Regions from separate parts of the Homo sapiens genome. Here region 2 is linked to region 1. A link is a contact called in ENCODE Hi-C data. All regions are on one chromosome and are shown on one strand. The core of a region is the stretch at or near the end of the contact, and the rest is flanking DNA. Distances in the headings are between cores, read along the strand shown.

The links. A loop is a pair of places that touch in the nucleus more often than their neighbours do. Pooled maps may share reads with other maps.
Region 2: a pooled map shows a loop between it and region 1 (2.1-fold over the local background). The contact joins the promoter of EPHB1 here to the enhancer-like site in region 1. A Hi-C loop is called at or near these places in 1 of 50 pooled maps.

The regions. Positions count from the first base shown.
Region 1 is chr3:134,676,582-134,679,281 of GRCh38, reverse strand. It overlaps a transcript of CEP63 not described here. Among named protein-coding and RNA genes, the nearest start is that of KY, 27 kb to the right of the region's middle. Within about 2 kb of position 1,446, at least 2 of the 41 ENCODE cell types and tissues checked have a DNase peak (open chromatin) inside an H3K27ac peak, as active enhancers do.
Region 2 is chr3:134,793,965-134,796,664 of GRCh38, reverse strand. It overlaps EPHB1 (EPH receptor B1), which reads right to left and starts at 1,405. Exons shown (of 16, transcript NM_004441.5): 1 at 976-1,405. The coding sequence starts at 1,033. RefSeq lists enhancers at 1,030-1,219, 1,230-1,279, 1,324-1,618, 1,680-1,889.

The DNA.
Region 1 (2,700 bases), core at 197-2,696:
CATTAATATTCAGTTTTCTCTTCAATAAAATGGGTTTAACCTGTCTTGAGCACTGCACAGGAAAATATAGAAGATTAAATAAGATAAAGCAAATAAATGGCAGCATTATATAAACTATAATTATATCAAATAAATGAAAAATATTAAAATATATGTTTCTTTTTCCTTTTGAGTAAACTACCATCCTCCAACAAAAAAGATGACATTTCCAAAAGCATGGATGTCAATGGTGATATCTCTTAACACCCAGTATACAATGGGTCTATACATCACCAGCTTTCTTTGTCAGGCTACAAGACAATTTGTACTGAGACCTGAATGAGCTCTGGGGGAACTATTCTTTGTTACAATGAATGTCATATGTTAGGGGCCCATTTGCACTGTGCCAGCAAGCTCAGGGCCTCAGCTGGGTCTTGAACCAGGTGGAGAAGGTGATCAGCCACTAACATTCCAAGTGGAGGGGGTGCATGAGCAGAAGTCAGCATGGGATGCAGGCAGAGCTGTAGCAGCAGCACAGTGAGGTGGGTATGGGTCAAGTCCCTAGAGCTAGGCTTGAATCTAGCTGCACTACCTTGGGTAAGTTGCTTAGCCTCCTTGTGCCTTGGTATCCTCATCTGTAAAATGAGGACACTTATAGAACCCACTTCATAAGTGTTGAGGGATTTAAATGAGTTAATATATAAAGAGGTTTTGGAGCAGTACCTGAAACACAGTGAGTGGCTGGAGAGTGTTAGCTGTTATGGTTCACTCCAGCATTCATTAAACACTCATTGAGCAGCTGGTGAGGGCTGGGCATTACACTAGGCACCAGGAACATGCACAGCCTTTCCTTCCAGAAGCACACAGCATAGATGTGAAGCCTATTTAAACAATGTAATAGACTCATAGAGACAAGTCCAGAGGGTTGTGGAAACCAGAGGAAGAGCACATGACCTGGCCTGGGTGGGGGTACAGAGAGGATGGACTTGGAGTGGGGTGTCCAGAAAAGTATTTCCAAGAAGTTGTCACCTGGCCCAGTCTTAAGGGAAATAGGAATGTGTCAGGAAGGAGCGGAGGGCAGGAGAGCAACACATCACAGAGAGAAACAGGGCAGCATGTTCCCTGTGGCTACCAACAAGCAGCTCTGGGCTGGAGGAGCACAGCATGAGCAGAGGCAGCGGGAGGGCATCTGAGAAGCAGGTGGGAGCCCAGCACCAGGTGGCCCAGGTGCCCTGCCAAAGGCTTGCACTTGAACCCCTGTGGGTTTGAGCAGGGAGTGGCATACTGAGATTTGTGTTTTAAAATCAAGTGCAAGAAGGGGAACTGGAGGGGAGAAGACTGGAGACAAAGAGACCAGCAAGCAGACTGGCACAGAGGGTGGTAGTGATAGGGACGTGGAGAGAGAAAGCATGCCAGGAATACTTGGGACACGGCGTGACTTGGTGACTGCATGACTATGTGAAGGGAAGGAGAGGGAGGAGGAATGTTGCCAGCATGAGTGACTGCGTCCATGGGGGTGCTTCCAAACAAGTGGGGAACAGGGGAGGGCTAATCTGAATCTCAGGCAAGGGATTCAGTCATGAGGAATGGAGCTCAAAGTCCTGAGCATGGAGGCAGCAGCCCAGGGAGAAGGAGGAGAAGATGAGAGCAGTTAGGGTTAACCCTCACCCTAACCCTAGCCCTAGCCAGAGTCAGTGAGGCACAAATGTCCAGGAATGAGCAGAGAAATCAGGGGCCATCGAGGAAGCTGAGGAGCAAGGTCAAAGGGAAGCCCAGAGAACTCAGAGCTCCCCCAGATGGAGGTAGGTGGGCACCAACCCTGTGGGACAAGCACAAGAGGACCATGAAGGTGCACCTGCTGCATGTGGCCACAGGGGAGCAGTAGAGTGCCCGCGCAGTGTGGGGCAGGACCCAGAAGAAGAGGGTTCAGAGGTAAACACATGGAAACGGAAACAGCAAGTGTGGATGACCACTCTTTGGGAGATTTGAGTGAAATGAGGAAGAGAAAAGGGTGCGAAGTAAAGTCAAGGGAGAACTTTTTTTTGAGATGGAGTCTCTCTCTGTTGCCCAGGCTGGAGTGCAATGGCGCCATCTGCGCTCACTGCAACCTCCGCCTGCCGGGTTCAAGCAATTCTCCTGCCGGGTTCAAGCAATTCTCCTGCCTCAGCTTCCTCAGTAGCTGGGATTACAGGCACGCACCACCACGCCCAGCTAATTTTTTTGGTATTTTTAATAGAGACGGGGTTTCACCATGTTGGTCAGGCTGGTCTCAAACTCCTGACTTCGTGAACCACCTGCCTCGGCCTCCCAAAGTGCTGGGATTACAGGCGTGAACCACTGCACCTGGCCGGGAGAACTATTTTTCTAGTGGAAGAAGCATGAGCGAGGAGCCAATACGTGGAGATGGAAATGCAGAAGGAAACAGCGTTGCCCAGAGGAAGGCACAGGACATGTCTGCCAGGCTAGGTTCCTCTGGGGGTAAGCGATAGAAAATCCGACCCACCCCAACCTAGGAAGCAGGGAATGTGTTGGCTCACATAACTGACACATTCCAAGGTAGTCTGACTTCTGGCACAACTGATTATAGGGGCTCAAGTGATATCATGGGATCCTGTTTCTCCTTCTCCATCTCCTGTCCTCAATTCCTCACTGTTGACCCCGTTCTCAGACAGACTCACTTTTAATATTCTCTTTTTAAAAATTGAGATGCGGTTCACATAC
Region 2 (2,700 bases), core at 156-2,655, 120 kb before region 1:
AGGCTGCGAAGAACAGAGGCGGGGGAAGGGGCGGGAGGCGGGGAGCTGGGCCGGGATTTCCCACAGGGATTCGCGAGCGCTACCGAGCGCCCAGGCTCCCCGCTGCGCCGGGCACGGTGTCTTTGGAGCGCGCTTTCCCAGCCACCAAGCCGGAGGCACCGCCAAGTCTGAGCTGGCAGAGAGTGACGCTGCCCGACGACTCCCGGCCGCCGAGTATCCTCTCCGGGGTGGTGGAGAGGCTGGGAGACTTTAGGTAGGACCGACCACTCACCCCAGCCCACTCCTGTTCCAAGGCTCAAGAGGCGAAAAGGGTTTCCACCTCTCCCCGACTGACCCTGGAAACCTGCAGTCCCGCAGGCGCCCGGACCACCAGACTGGTCCCCAAGGGTACGGCCAATGAACTCCACCCCTCTCCTTCGGCGGCCACTTGCGGGATACCACGGCAGAGCTTCTCCGGCCCCCGCGCGCAGTGCTTGCACGCCAAGCAGAGTCCACTAGCCCGTGGACTGCGAGCTGGAGAAAAGGAGGTGGCGCGCGGCTGCTCAGAAGCGTATCCGTGCCTGGGAGCAGACGGGCGCCAGTACTCCAGGAGCCGGATGGCCAGAGGCACCCCTTTCTCCCCAACGCCCAGCTCTGGCTCTGCCCCAGAGCTAAGGAGCATGCACCGCAATGCAGCGGGCTCCGAGCTCTCCGAGCGGGGGCTGCGGGAGACCGAGGCTACCAGGGAGTGCCGGGGCGAGGAAGCCGGGGGACTCGCGAGCCAGTTTCGGGCGCTAAGAGCCAGCCGGGGGCGCTCTGGTGGGTGCCGCCCAAGCCCCGCGCTCGGCAGCGGCCGAGGCTCCCAAACCTCCTTGCCCTCGGGTCCCGGGATGCCTGCACCGCAAAGCAGCCAGAGGAACCCCGCGAACCGCGGAGCACAGCAGTCCCAAGGCGGCCGGCACCAGCAGCCAACTTGCTCCGTGGAGGGTACGTTACCTTCCATCGCAGCCACTGCGGATGCCAGGAGGAGCAGTAGTAGATAATCCAGGGCCATCGCCGGCCGACGGCCCGCAGGCCGAGACCAAGCCGAGGCAGCAGCGCCGGGAGAGCGCCGCGTCCCAGGGCGCCGCTGCGCTCTCCGCGGGTGGCTTCTCGGTATCCTTTCGCGCTCTCGCCCGGACCGGACTTCCCGGAGCGCTGCGTGGGCGTGGGCAGGAGTGTGTGCGCGTGGGGCGGTGCGGGCGCGCGTGGGTGTGGGTGTGCATGTGTGTGTGTGTGTTTATGGGAGAGGTGGGTGTGTGCGTGCGTGTGTGAGAGAGAGAGGGCGAGGGAGAACGAGCCTGGGAGAGCGCGCGAGAGCGAGTGCGTCCTGGTGTCACATTGCTAGCTACAGCGGAGCCTACGGGAGGACGGAGCCGGCCAGACTGACGCGGGAGGGAGCGGGATCCCCCACCATCAGCTCTCTCCCCACCCCTAACACCTCCTGTCCAATCAAGGAATCAAACCTGCAAAATTCCCCCGGCCAATCAGGCGCGAGCACCTCCTTACACTGGCATTGTTAGTTTAAGAAAAACTTTTGCTTGCAAGGCTGTGCGGGAGGGCTCGGAAGGCGCTAGGAGGGGTCCGGGCTCCCCCTCGTGGTGCTCTCGGAGAACCGCAGCGGCCCGCCCAACTCACCCTGTCCCCCCATAGGGTGCCCAGCGAAGGAGCTGGGGAGGCCTCGTGCCCTTACATCCCACCCAGGACTGGATCCGCTTTAAATGATCAAACGAGCCTTCGTTCATCTTCTCTGTGACAAGAGCACCCTGCCTACCCTGTTTAGAGCAACTCCAGGGGCGCACCCGTGCCTCTCCTCCAGAGCTCTTCACTCTCTAGCATGGGTTGGTATTTACTAATCGATTTTGTTTATCGTGGGGTCTCTCCCTCATTAAAATGGGGTCACCATTTTCGGATTCTTGTCTATTTTGTTCACTACAGAATCCACAGTTCACAGAACAGTGCCTGGCCTGCGGGAGGCATAGTACATGTCCGTCGAAAGAATGAATACTGTTCAGATAACCTGTGGGCACTTGCTCCAGGGTCCACAGGGAACCGGATTTGCTTCCTGTCCAACGTTTCGCAGTTCTTTTTCTGCAGAAGCCTCTGGTTGCCTTTGGTGTTCACTTCCCAGTGCATTGTGAACTTCCACAGAGGGCCCTGACCCCAGAGGACAGCTCAGCGTGGGGAGACCAGGAGTCACACAGTCAGCTATAAAACAGCAAAGCCTGCAAGAGGGCTCTCCCAGGCCGGTGCAAGGCGAGGTGCACTGTTGCTGTGGGCCAGGCCTTCAGTGTGGGTGGGAAGGACTTAGGCAGCAACTGGGGATGCAGCCTTGGAGATAGGAGCAATTCTCCCAGGCTCAGCTCTCACAGCTACACTTTATCTTCCTGTTTCTGGAGATGGTCAAGGGTTCTAAATCAGAAACTCACCTTGAGGCTGTTATATGTTATGCTGGAGATGTGTCCTTCCCTCCTCTCCCGCCCCCCCTACATACCTGATGATAGTCTGGTCCTACAGGGTCAGGGATGACCCGTTAGGTTCCCCACCCCTCCTCCTACGCCTCTCACCTTGGAGGCACCAATCCTTTCCCCTGGTCTGTTAATGAGCTAACAGTGGGCAGATGCGATATTTCCCTTTGGGATGACTCTCCTTTCTGGGCTTTTCTAAATCAGTTCCCCACAC